3 separate regions of the Homo sapiens genome follow, and all the other regions are linked to region 1. Evidence: chromatin loops called from intact Hi-C (ENCODE). Cell type or tissue: natural killer cell. All regions are shown on one strand.

Region 1 (4,000 bases):
CCAGGCTGGTCTTGAACTCCTCACCGCAAGTGATCCTCCCGCTTCAGCCTCCCAAAGTGCTGGGATTACAGGCGTAAGCCACTGTGCCTGGACTGAGATTCCTTTTCTTTGTACCATTTTGTTTTCCTCTTCGACATCGGCAAACTCACTTTTAAGCACCCCTCCCTATAGACAGAGAATCTGTAAGAAATATGAATTCAGCCTACACCAGCTGACTGGCCCCGTTTCCAGGACAGAAGCCAAGATTTGATTTAAAATAAAGAACCAGACAACTGAAACAAAAGCTTGTTGCCTGATTATCCAAAGAGTCTGCTTATCCAAAGCACACTTCGCAGGTTTCCACTTATTAGAGCTTGTGACAGCATGCCATACCATTGACCTCTTCTGAATGTAAGTGTACCTTGAGTACATGGACAGAGATTTCCTCCTGCCTTGCTGGCTGCCCCTTCTAAGATTCCTTTGCTGATTCATTCCTCTCCACTTGATCTTTAATAGTTGAAATTCCTCAACATTCAACCCTTGTCCCCCTTTAACCCAATGTTCTCTCTTGAGATGATTTCATCAACTCCCACAGCTCTTGTTATCATTAGAATGGCAAGAACTACTAAATGCACACCTCTAGACCAGCGCTCTCTCTGAACTCCAGGTCCCTTTTATCTACACAGAGATCACATTTATTGACTGTTCTCCAAGTGCCAGGCTGAGTGCTATACATGGATATTTTTATATAGCCTTTTATATTCTTTTCATATATTATTGTATTCATTTCTAAGTGTATATGTAATAACATAGATTCTTATATAAATTTAACTAATAACAAAGAGGAAGAGCCATCTCAATTTACCCAATGTTCCCCTTCCTAGACCACCTCATCCCACTCCTGGCCCCATGGATAGTTACCAGTCTGGTATGTATTCTCACTTGTTCTTCACAACTCAGTGAAGGTACTGTTATTCTTATTCCCATTTTACAGATCGGGAAATTGATGTATAAGGTTATTTTGAAACTTGCCTAAGTTGTCATGGATAGTAAACAGCAGAATGGGGATCCCAAGCTCAGGTTTATCACCCTTCAGTGGCCCTGGTCTTTTGGAAGCACCCTAAGTTCTACTGCCCAAATTCAAACTCACAGTTTTTCTTCCCAGCACTCATTCTCCATACTTGGTCCTTCTCTTGAGTCTTAATGTCAGCAAATGTACAACCAAATATCTACTCATTTATTAAGAAAACTTAGGGTCACCCTGAACCATTTCCTTTTTCTTTTCTTTCTTTTTTTTTTTTTTTTTTTGAGAGGGAGTCTTACTCTGTCACCCAAGCTAGAGTGCAGTGGCCTGATCTCTCGGCTCACTGCTCACTGCAAACTCCACCTCCCTGGTTCAAGCAATTCTCCTGCCTCAGCCTCCTGAGTAGCTGGGATTACAGGCATGCACCACCACACCTGGCTAATTTTTATATTTTTAGTAGAGATGAAGTTTCATCATGTTGGCCAGGCTGGTCTCCAACTTCTGACCTCAGGTGATCCACCTGCCTTGGCCTCCCAAAGTGCTGGGATTGCAGTCATGAGCCACTGTGCCCTGCCACCACTTCCTTTTTCATAGATCATATCAAATCGGTCACCAAACCTTGCTAACATCATTCTTAAACCTCTCTTGAATGTGTGAGATTCTCTCCATCACCACTGCCACAAACACCTCTTAACTAAAACTCCTTCCACACCTGCCACCTTCCAAATCAACCTATACACAATCACCAAATAGACCTTTCAAAAATGCTCAGGTCAGAGCATTTAAAGTTGTTGGTTTCCCATCTTAGAATCTTAGAATAAAGTGAAATATCATTAGTACGGCTTACAGGGTGTATTAGTTCATTCTTGCAGTGCTGTAAAGAAATACCTGAGACTGGTAATTTATAAAGAAAAGAGGTTTCATTCGTTCATGGTTCCACAGGCTCTATAGGAAGCATGACTTGGGAGGCCTCAGGAAACTTACAATCATGCCGGAAGGTGAAGGAAACAGACTCATCTTTTGTGGCTGGAGCAGGAGGAAGAGAGAGATGGCGGAGGTGCTACACAGTTTTAAACAACCAAATCTCATGAGCGCTCACTATCATGAGAGCCACACTGAGGGGGAAATCCACCCCCATGATCCAATCACCTCCCACCAGGCCCCACCTCCAACACTAGGGATTACAATTTGACATGAGATTTGGGCTGGGTGCACACAGACCCAGACCTTATCACAGGGCTCTCCAGTTTAATCTCCACCCCTTCCTGGCCTCATGTGCTAGCTCTCTGTACTCCAGTCACCCCAGTCTTCCCTGCCTTATTTCCCCCTCAGCGTGGCTCTCATGATAGTGACTGCTCATGAGATTTGGTTGTTTAAAACCGTGTGGCACCTCCCCCCATCTCTCTCTTTCTCCTGTTTCAGCCACGTAAAATGAGTCTGCTTCCTTCACACTTTGAAGATTGTGGTTTAAATCACACTCTTTTCAGCCACTGAGTCTTCACACATCCTGTTACCTCTACTTGAAGCTTGCTTCCCTCTCTTTTAAACTGTGTAATCTGTTCAGTACAAAAGGCTTATGTTAGCCAGGATAGCCTCCGATGACCCCTTCATCCATTTCTAGTCCCACTCTTACGTGCTCTCATATCCCTCTTTACTTTGCATTTATCACAAGTGTTGCCATGTAATTAATTCATTAGCTTAATATATGTTTTTCCTACTAGACAACAAGCTCCAGGAGGGCAAGACCAGCATCTCTTTCACTCACCCCTGTGCCTGGAACATAGTAGGCTCATAAATACCTATGAAATGAAATTCAGTATGACTCTTAGTAGGTAGCCTACTTAATTGGCTCTGAAGTTTCCAGTCCTGGAAAATAGGAATGGTACCACTAGCTTAGAGCTATATTACCTCTTTCGGGAAAATAGGATTCATGTCCAGTATACCAGGCTTCTGTAAGAATGTTCAGAGGCAGTTTAAATAGTTCAAGGAGTTAAGCTTGTTCTCCAGTGGACATCCCTAAGGAACAGAAATGGGCCACTTAATCTCCTGGCTTTCTCTCTTCCTTCTCCTCTCCAGTCATCAGAGGAAGTCTAAACACTACAAAGCGAGATTATTGGAAAATCTTTCAAACTTGCTTCTCTGTATATTTCCAAACAGCACCGCTCTAATGGATTGAAGTTTGCAGGATTGGATTCTAGTTTCAAGACAACTCCCCAAACACTTCACCACAGAAGAGAACATTAGAATTATGGTAAGTATAATTAAAATGCCATTGCATTCTAATATTGTCTCTTCCTCCATGGCTCCTACCCACAATTGGTTTTCTGTACCAACAAAGACGCAGCTGTATGATCAGGAGCCTCCATCTGTGGGCTTCCGTCTGTGGTTTCTTTTACACTTGAGCCAAGGGGATCTGGAAAAGTAAAACAGGTCCTATTCTTGATTTTATTCTTCTCCATTATTTATTGTGTCCAAAAACAAATAGCTGAAAGATCCTTTAGGGCTTTCCCTCAAATGAGTACTTCCAAGAAATTTAAGGGTAATTAATGATATGCCTTTGGTCTCCTGACAATGCTATTGTCAAGAGTTCAAAAGCAGTGGAGCGGGGATGCAGGGCAGCAGGAGGATAATCCTTATCATATTATCTGGGAATGAACTGTAAATGTCCGGAGTAATGGAATTGTTATGACTGTGCCTCATTCAACGAAAAAAGAAATTGAATCTGAAAATGATGAGGCACACAGTACTTCAGAACAGTTGTCAAACTTCTTCATTCCAAATACTTCCTTTATTTCCCACCACCATACTTCCATCAGTGGTTATAAAGCAAGTTCATTTCAAAGATTTTAAAGGCTGGGGAACAGGAAGCATCAAGGGAGTTGTCATGCTCTAGCTCTGATCACCTGGCTACTGCTTTTATCAGCTTTCCAGATGTTTGCTCTTTGCTGCAGCCTTTTGGAGCCACTTCTGCCACAGGCTCTGTATTTTTCAACGTGC
Region 2 (4,000 bases), 720 kb before region 1:
CTATTCAAATAGCACAACACTTTTGCCTAAATGGAATGAGGGCATTGCTTTAACCTGTGATACTTCGTATTCTTCCCTTTTTATTTCAAGTAAACTTTGAAAGAAGTTGATGCATTTTATCCAAATGTGTGTGCAAATTGTCATAAATAAGTCTCTGATTTGATACATGCTTCTAGTACATGATTTTGACAGAAATGAGATATTGGCCAATCAAGCATTTTTAATATCTATAAGATTCTTAAATTAGTTTGAAGGTAACTGGTGTATGGGTAAAGATCACAGAAATGTGAGATTGTATTTAAAAGTCTACAATTTACAGGCAACTACTTGCTAAGATTTAGTTAATACCACTAGAGGTTCCTTTCCTCCTGCAACTCGTCTTGAGGGTGGTACAGTGTGGTGCTGGGAAGCACCCATCCTGAAGTGAGAGAGGCTGCATGCAAAGACCAGCTCTTTACCAGCTACTAGTGTTGGACTCTGGGCAAGTTTCTTTTTCTTTCTAAGCCTCAACCTGCAAATAGCACTAAGTGGACTAAGTGAGATTAGGTAGGTAGAGCACACAGCACATGGTGCCTGGAACAAAGCAAATGTTCAATGCTTGCCTGCAATTGTGTTAGTAAGGAGTCACATTAAAGAAATTTCAAATTTTTCATCTCAGAGGTAAAACATTTCATCTTGCATGTATTTAAGAAAAGGAAAATGTAGCATCTCAATGTAATGAACTAAAAACAGTACTGTAAAAAAAAAAAAAACAAAAAAAATTGTAACCACCACCTTTTCAGCAAATCAAAAATGCAGGTAATTATTCAACTACATGCCCAGAATAAAGTAACAAAATTAATCGAACATGCACTGGGGTTTTACTAAAACTATTAAGTATCAACTCTTCTTTTTAAACCTTATAAACAAAAGATTTTTTTTCCTCTCATTTTAGGAGGCCTTAATTACTATTAACTAGTAGTCATCAGTATTATTAATAGTTACTATAACTATTGACCCCCACCAGGACCATTTCCTTCTCTTAGGAAATTATACATTAAATGTGAGACAATATAATGTGAAGATTACTAACTACAATTGCTAAGTTATAATTTAAAACATTTCAATATGTGAACTAAACAGCATTTGGTGCTGGTGAAAGATGGTCCCTTAGGAGTCCACTGAATCAAGAGACTCGTCATCATCTAAGCAAAACCCTCACTAGAAAATAGAATGAGTGGGGTTGCCTGGGAAGTGGAGAGTGACAGTGGTTTTGTATTTTGGAAAAAGATCACTGTGAAACTCACCTCATCCTTCTCTTCTAGAATATATGAAAGGCAACTGGTCTCACAGCTAGACTATAACAAAACCAGGAAGGAAAGAAGAAAGGAAGGAAGGAAAAAATATTTTCATTCTTAAAGAACATAATTACCCAAAATATTAAAGGCATGTAACAACTAGATTGGCATTCACCGAAAGCAGTTATGGGGATAAAAAACAGTTACAGTGACAATTCACTTATTTGGGGTAGGCAAAGAGGTCTCAGAGTCTGCTGCAGACTCAGGTTCCTGGCAAAGAAAACAAGAGTAAACATTTTTTGCATCTTGTCAAAGTTTTCCTTATTGAGGGCCAAAGTTAGATGATTCCAATCACAGAAGGGCTGGAGAGATGTGGTCTGACAAGAACTGGAGTTTCAGTTAAACAACTGTGAATTTTATGCTCCAATATGTTTAAACTTCCTCTAAATGTTAAAGCTGACCAGGTTTCTCAAGTTTCCCCTAAGGGGAAGATTAGACCACAAGTGACAGTTACAATATAACTGTACACATAATGCCAATCCAAACAATGAAGGCTAGTGAAGTAGAAAGAGCTGGCTTTCAATCCTTTCTCTAAAGCTGCTTTTAGTAGAACAGTACACTCAATTATAAAGGCAGATTTGTACAGTGTACCCAATAATGGCTTTTCTATATGATGGTTTAAATATAACATTTACTACATATCATATACGAATACATATTATATACAAATATATATTTATACATAAACATTTATATATAAGTAATATATATATAAAAGTTGAATATTATATAAATCTATAATGTTATCTACAACATTAAGAAGCACAAGCCAAGTGAGGGCTACACTGAAAGTTAAAATTTTAGCCAGTTAAGAGCCACAGTTTCCAACATGCAGGAGGAATGAACTGCCCTTTAAAAGTAATCACCTCTTTCCAGCCTGCGGTTCTGATGAGGTTCTTTTGCTGTAAGGAATAGTAACTCACACATCTGCTTTATTCTTTTCAGTTGTTCTTGTGTCTGTTTCCTGAGAGGAAAAATCTGCTTGTTTAACTCACTTTGTCATATCAGACCGCATCACACGTCACTGGCAAGCCAGGGAGTCATCTGCCTTTGGCTCCGGGGTGCCTTGTGGCTGGTCGGAAGTCAGCAGCATCAAGCAGTGTGAACATTAACCCCCGGCGCCCCTTTCGCTGTATTGCACAGTTGCTTAAGAGCATTGGGTCAACAGTCAGACTGTTTGGGGTCAAATCCCAGCTCCTCCACTAGCTGTGTGACCTTGGGCCATCTCTAACTAAACTTGTTTATCTTTAAAACAGGTATAATAAGGCCAGTGTCACAGAGTTCTTAGGAAAAGTAACAAGTCAATGGAATAAAAGGTTAGTGCAGTACCTGAAAAATAATGCGTGTGTTGAACACACAAATATATGTATATGGTCAATTTTATATGTATATATGTATGTGTATATACGTACATACATATGTTAATGTCTGTATTTCTTTAAAGTAGTCATATATAGTAAACATTTTCCCTGTATTATTTTTATTCTTTCTTTGTTGCCTATCTTTTGGAATATATATTTCTAGGTGTTTAGAAGATACATACTTTATAGTTTTATTATTTTGATAATTACTGAAGTTAACCAAAATGAATTAAGTTTAAATTTACACCTTTTTAAATTATAAAGCTTAACAATAAAAAGGCAACCTTTAGGTACTCCCACGTGAACAAGAGGTTTAGTGTATCTTTCCTGAGCTCCTGCTTATCAACGAATGCCTCTCAATTGCCTTTCCACATAACATATAAGGAGGAAGCTCAGTAAGTTCTTAAGTCACCATCTTTTCTCCTCAAAACTCTACTAAAATCAATGCACTATTTTTTTTTTTTTTTGGCATTTATTGCTAGAAAGGAGAAGAAAAACAACTTTGTTCCCTGGTAGCTAATATCTTGCCAGATATTTTGGCAAGGTACTTTAACATTATTCTTAAATAGAAATGCCCAAACATATTTTTCATTGATTTCACATGAAAAATACGGCAACACTTTCAAATCTGCACACGTGCATGAAAACTTCTTATAATGATGTTGTTCTATTTCACTTGGTTCCCTGTTTATCAACACTTGTAATTCTCCTGTTAGATATTCTCTCTATATATCTTCTCCCTCATTTTATGTTTTTATCCTTTGGATTCCAAAGAGCTTTATCTTGTTTCTCCTTCAAAACACAGACTTTATTTTCAGCTCATTACCCCCTTACACATGAATTTTAATATGCTATTACATTTTTAACTTAGTCTTTTTTTTATTGTTTCACTCCGATTTCATCCCATCTTACTGTCTTTTCATCTCATAACCGCCTGACTACTTTCTGTCCCTTTCATGAGGGACAGAAATAAATCATAATACTAAGTGGAAATACTATAACAGAAATAAATTATAATCAATCAGTTCTGGAGGTCTACTCTTCTTTCAAATCTCCAGTATGATCTCCCTTTTTCTTTTATAGATGGACATGGTTCAGTAGGCTCGGTTAGGTTTTTCCTGTTTATCACTAAACAAGGAAAGACCTACCCATGCCTGGTGACTGCTCTGAGCTAAGGGATCCACTTGGGTGCTAGTTATTTGGCAGTCTGAGATGAAAAGGCCAGTTCCAAGGTGGTTTTCATTTCAACATGGTTTTGGTTAGCCTGAGAGAAAAATCTCCTGCGTTCACCGCCTGACTTTC
Region 3 (4,000 bases), 350 kb after region 1:
AGCAAGCTTCATCTACAACATAAGGCCCCAGCTATGTATTAAAATGTATCTGATGTCCTGATTATTCTTTAATCGATATGCTACGATGCCAAAATCCACCCCCAGTTCTTTTCCTCAAAAAAGCAAATTTAAAACCTCTTCCAATGCCTGATGCTTATTACTCAAGTACTAGAAGATTTGGGTGCAGCCAGTAATTTTCCTTTTTATTCAAGAGCAGGGCTGGTGCAGGACTACTACAAAATGTGTGCTTCTTGGACTAGTCACTCACAGCATAAAGGCCTGAGTTTAAGAGTTTGAAAAGAAGGAAAAGAAAGCAAACAGAAAGAAAGTTGATGTGTGTTTATAGTCCCCGCTCTACCTCAGGTGAAGGCCAGACATCCACATCCACAGAAAGGAACAACTGGCCTTTTAGACAGTTGGACCAGGGATCCAGTGTCCATTGGGATGGCCGTGTAATGAAAATGGCTAGCTCCACTTGTCCTGGCCATTCCTAATGGAGGAGGATTCCAAATGCAGTACTTAGAGTAGTTCTTGCTTTAGATCTGGAAATATAGGTAGCCAGATACAGTACTATCAGAAACTCTGGTTAAAATACACATAAAAACTCAGAATCTACTGTGTTTAGGGCTTTCTTCCATCTTAACTTAGAATGTTTTAGCTTATAAAAATGGAACCTTGAAATAGTCTCTTAAACCACAGACCAAAACATGTAGGTGGATGTGTATATACACGAATATGGGTGTATCTCTGTTCACACACACCCAGTTTTGACCATTTTGCTTCATTACTACATTATGATAAATGGTAAAGCAAAAATCTTATTTAAAAAAAGCTGTAGTAAACGACGCAATCAGCAGCCAGGTATAGACTCTACATCCCAAACCAAACACGATGCTATATATTTACAAAGAAAATCATTTTCCTCAACAACCCTCAACTGTAAAGGTAATTTTTTTTTTTTTTTTTTTTTTTTTTTTTGTACAAACACTATCTGGTAACAGTTTTACCGGTTACAACTGGGAAGGCATCTGGAAGAAGGTCCCCTCTTTGTCTTTCTCTCTCCCCTGTCTCAATGAGGCTCCGAGCTCTGCCTGGCGGACATTCCCACACAGTGCTGGTTTTGAAAGGTAGTCAAGACACAGTCGCCCGTTCAGGACGGGTCTCCACAGTCCTGCCCCTGGGCCCTCCCCGTTACAAGGCCTTTTTGTGAGGGCTGCTACGCAAACTCTCTTTCCCCCGCCTCTGCCGTACCACAAAGTCCTTCTCATTAGAAAGAGAGATGGGGCGGTCAGTGTTTGGGGCTGGGGATGGCTTGGTCACGTCTCTGCCCACGTTCTGTTTCCTAGCTGGGGGAGGCTGGGCTGGGGCAGGGTCCTTCCCTTTGGTTTCCCCTACGGTGGCAGTCACCGAGAGAGCCCTGTCCCGGTGGCTGGCCCCGCCCATGGTGTTTGGGTCGGGGTGGTGTGACTCCAGAGGCAGGGTGGAGACCCGGAAGGAGGGCAGGGAGTCACTCTTTGTCATGTGGGTTCGGCCCTCCCCGGCAGGCTGAGCCTTCCTATGGTCCCTGTTGCTGGGGGCTGGAAGCTCCAGCATGCCCCCGGCGGCCTTGGCAGAAGAGGTGTCGCTGCTGGCTGCAGAGGCCTCTCTAACTCCGGCCCTGGTTTCAGGGAAGCTGGAGGAGCAGCTCAGAGACTTTTCCGGGAGGGCCGTGGATCGGAAAGAACTCTGCCCAGTGGCTGAGGGGGACCGTTTCATGCCATTGGGCTTGTCTGCCTCCGTCGGTGGCTTCTGGGGACCGGGCCCTTTCCCTCTGGCCTCAGGGAAGCCCTTCCCCACCCCCGCGGCTGGCCGCTCCGCGCCTTTCAACCGGTTCTCGCTATGCACAAAGGAAAGGCCGGCCTCGAGCTTGTCGCCCTCTGCTGGAGCATAAAGTGCTTCAGTGCATTTCTTCCCTTCCGCCCTTCTGTCGGTGTTGGCGGCCGGCTGACTCGGGCTTTTGTCTGTCTGTCTGTTGTCTGTCTGTTTGCACAGGGTGGGGCAATCTTTCACAGTGGATGGTTTGGGGTGCTTTGGAGACAGGGTTTGCTTTTCACCAACAGCGGACAGTTTCTGGTCCGCTGGCTCACTAGGCCCTGGGTGTCCCGGCCTTGGCAAATGCACAGGCTTCTCCAGCACCTCCAGGGGCCGCCCACCACTGGTGGGTTGTGGCTTGGCGTCTAGAGGAGCCCTGTCAGTGTGCAGTGGGACAGAGGGCCCACCTTCTCCCTGGCCAATCCCATCGCTGGCTTTGTTCTGGGAGCCTGGGGTAGCAGGAAACACATCCGGCCCACTCTTACTGTGGCCCTTCCCCTCTCTGCTAGAGCCACCGAGGGACTGAGTGGCAGGCTCTTTGCCCTTTGTGGCCCCGACACTTGGTTTCTGAGAGGAGAGGGACCGGTCGGGGTGCTTAGTCTTTGGAGGGCCCGGGTCAGGGCCAGGCCGGGGCTTGTGGCTGCTGCTTTCACTGTGCGCAGCAACAGGCTTGGGAGGGTCCTGGGGGCTCGAGCTGGGCTCTGCAGTGCTGGGCTTGGCCCCCGGCTCTCTGCCAGAAGCGTGGCTTGGGGAACTGCAATGCTGCCTGGCAGCCGGGCTGGACAGGTCTTTGGCCGTCAGAGGGGGCGGAGGGATGCTGCTGGGATGCCTTTGTAGAGGCTGCTCCTTCCTTTCAGGTTCCTTGGCACCATCTTTCTGCAAAGATGGGAAACTGGAGAGCTTTTCACTCTTCTCACTCTCAATTCCAGGTGGCTGCAGAGACCGCCTGGCAAGAAGCGCTTCGGGCTTGGGTTCCACGCCACGCCTCACCTTGCCCAGCTCCTTCTCACAGGGAATTCCAGCTGAGTGCAGAGAGGAGTTGTCTCTGGGCGGGGGCCTCGCCTCACCTGGGCCATCTTTGTGGTTCGTTTTCCCACCCGGCGCCCATGCTTTCTCCATGGCCTGGGTCTGTGTATAGAAATCTGGGTGGGTCCTTCCCACAGAGAGGAGATTTTTGGAGTTGTCACTGGTTTTCGCAGTTTCTGGAAAGCACAGTTCCATGGAGGGCTCTCTGCATGTGTCAGCCCTCGCAGCAGAGCGCTCGCTTCTGGCTGTGGGAGGGCCTCTTTCAGACGATTCCCTCAGGCCTGGCTTCTCCCTTGAGGGGGAAGCTTCAGGTGGGAGCGGGCAGCGTGGCCTGGCCAGGTCAGGGCTGTGGAGGTTCTGCCCCAGGCAGGTCAGAAGCTTGGGGTCAGTGGTGTGGTCTTGGTGTTTAGGGGAGCTGCCCTCTCTCTGTTGGGGATTGCTTTCCATGACTGTTCCAGGGCTCCTGGCAGTAGGATGGGGACCTTTCCTGTCCCTCTTGAACTCTGGGTCAGGCAGGGAAACTGCTGGTGAATTCTGGAGACCTCGGCTGGGGGGCAGGAACCAAGGCTCCAGCAGGTAGGATTTATTCATCTTTAAGCTGGAAGGAGAAAGCTCTCTTGCACTGGTGGTATCGTTCTTTTTCCCACTGCTGCTGGGGAGAACTGGTGGCACAGAGGCCCTCACGTCACCACTTGGGCTGGGGCTCTGTGCAGACTCTGGGGAAGGCAGTTCTGTCTTGGAGGCCTGAGGTCCGGACAGGAGAGCAATGTCCAGAGTGCCCTCGATCGGCTTCAGGCATGAGACAGACCTACCTTCCAGCTTATACTCGGAGGGGCTCTTCCTAACAGGGGACTCAGGAGCAACCAAGCCAGGCTTCTCCGTTCCACTGTCCACCCGGCCTGTTAAGGCCTTGAGGGGAACAAAAGAGACGGCACTCATCTGAGCTGCATGGGTGCTGCTGACAAAAGCTCGGCTCTCAGAAGCCGGCGGGGGCTCCTGCTGCCCACCCGTGGGTCGGACTGGGTTCCCTGGCAGGCATTCGTGGGAGCCAGCTGTCATCTTGGGCTTCAGCACAGGGCAGAGGTTGTCCTCTTTGTCCTCAAGTGACATTTTCTTTCGGAGG

Evidence for each region. A loop is a pair of places that touch in the nucleus more often than their neighbours do. Peaks named below come from ENCODE experiments on the same cell type or tissue, not always from the same donor. Only the 100,000 strongest peaks of a DNase experiment are listed, where the experiment ranks them.
Region 2: a loop joins it to region 1, with 5 times the contacts of the local background. A loop is called at or near these places in 2 of 110 quality-filtered maps.
Region 3: it touches region 1 in a loop (6-fold over the local background); 2 of 110 quality-filtered maps call a loop at or near these places.

Annotation. Positions count from the first base shown.
Region 1 is chr5:67,513,614-67,517,613 of GRCh38, reverse strand. No RefSeq gene overlaps it. Among named protein-coding and RNA genes, the nearest start is that of LINC02242, 130 kb to the left of the region's middle. In natural killer cell, no CTCF peak of the experiment used is centred here; DNase peaks (open chromatin) are centred at 1,673 and 2,413; H3K4me3 peaks cover 646 bases; H3K27ac peaks cover 2,060 bases.
Region 2 is chr5:68,238,141-68,242,140 of GRCh38, reverse strand. The region is part of intron 2 of PIK3R1 (phosphoinositide-3-kinase regulatory subunit 1); the gene reads right to left. Among named protein-coding and RNA genes, the nearest start is that of PIK3R1, 24 kb to the right of the region's middle. In natural killer cell, no CTCF peak of the experiment used is centred here; DNase peaks (open chromatin) are centred at 433 and 2,380; H3K27ac peaks cover 2,353 bases.
Region 3 is chr5:67,164,243-67,168,242 of GRCh38, reverse strand. It overlaps MAST4 (microtubule associated serine/threonine kinase family member 4), which reads right to left. Exons shown (of 29, transcript NM_001164664.2): 29 at 1-4,000. The coding sequence ends at 1,192. Among named protein-coding and RNA genes, the nearest start is that of CD180, 31 kb to the left of the region's middle. RefSeq lists an enhancer at 937-1,442 and a silencer at 1,883-1,932. In natural killer cell, CTCF peaks have their summits at 1,744 and 1,944 (motif pointing left); DNase peaks (open chromatin) are centred at 1,482, 1,932 and 2,222; H3K4me3 peaks cover 3,640 bases; H3K27ac peaks cover 3,843 bases.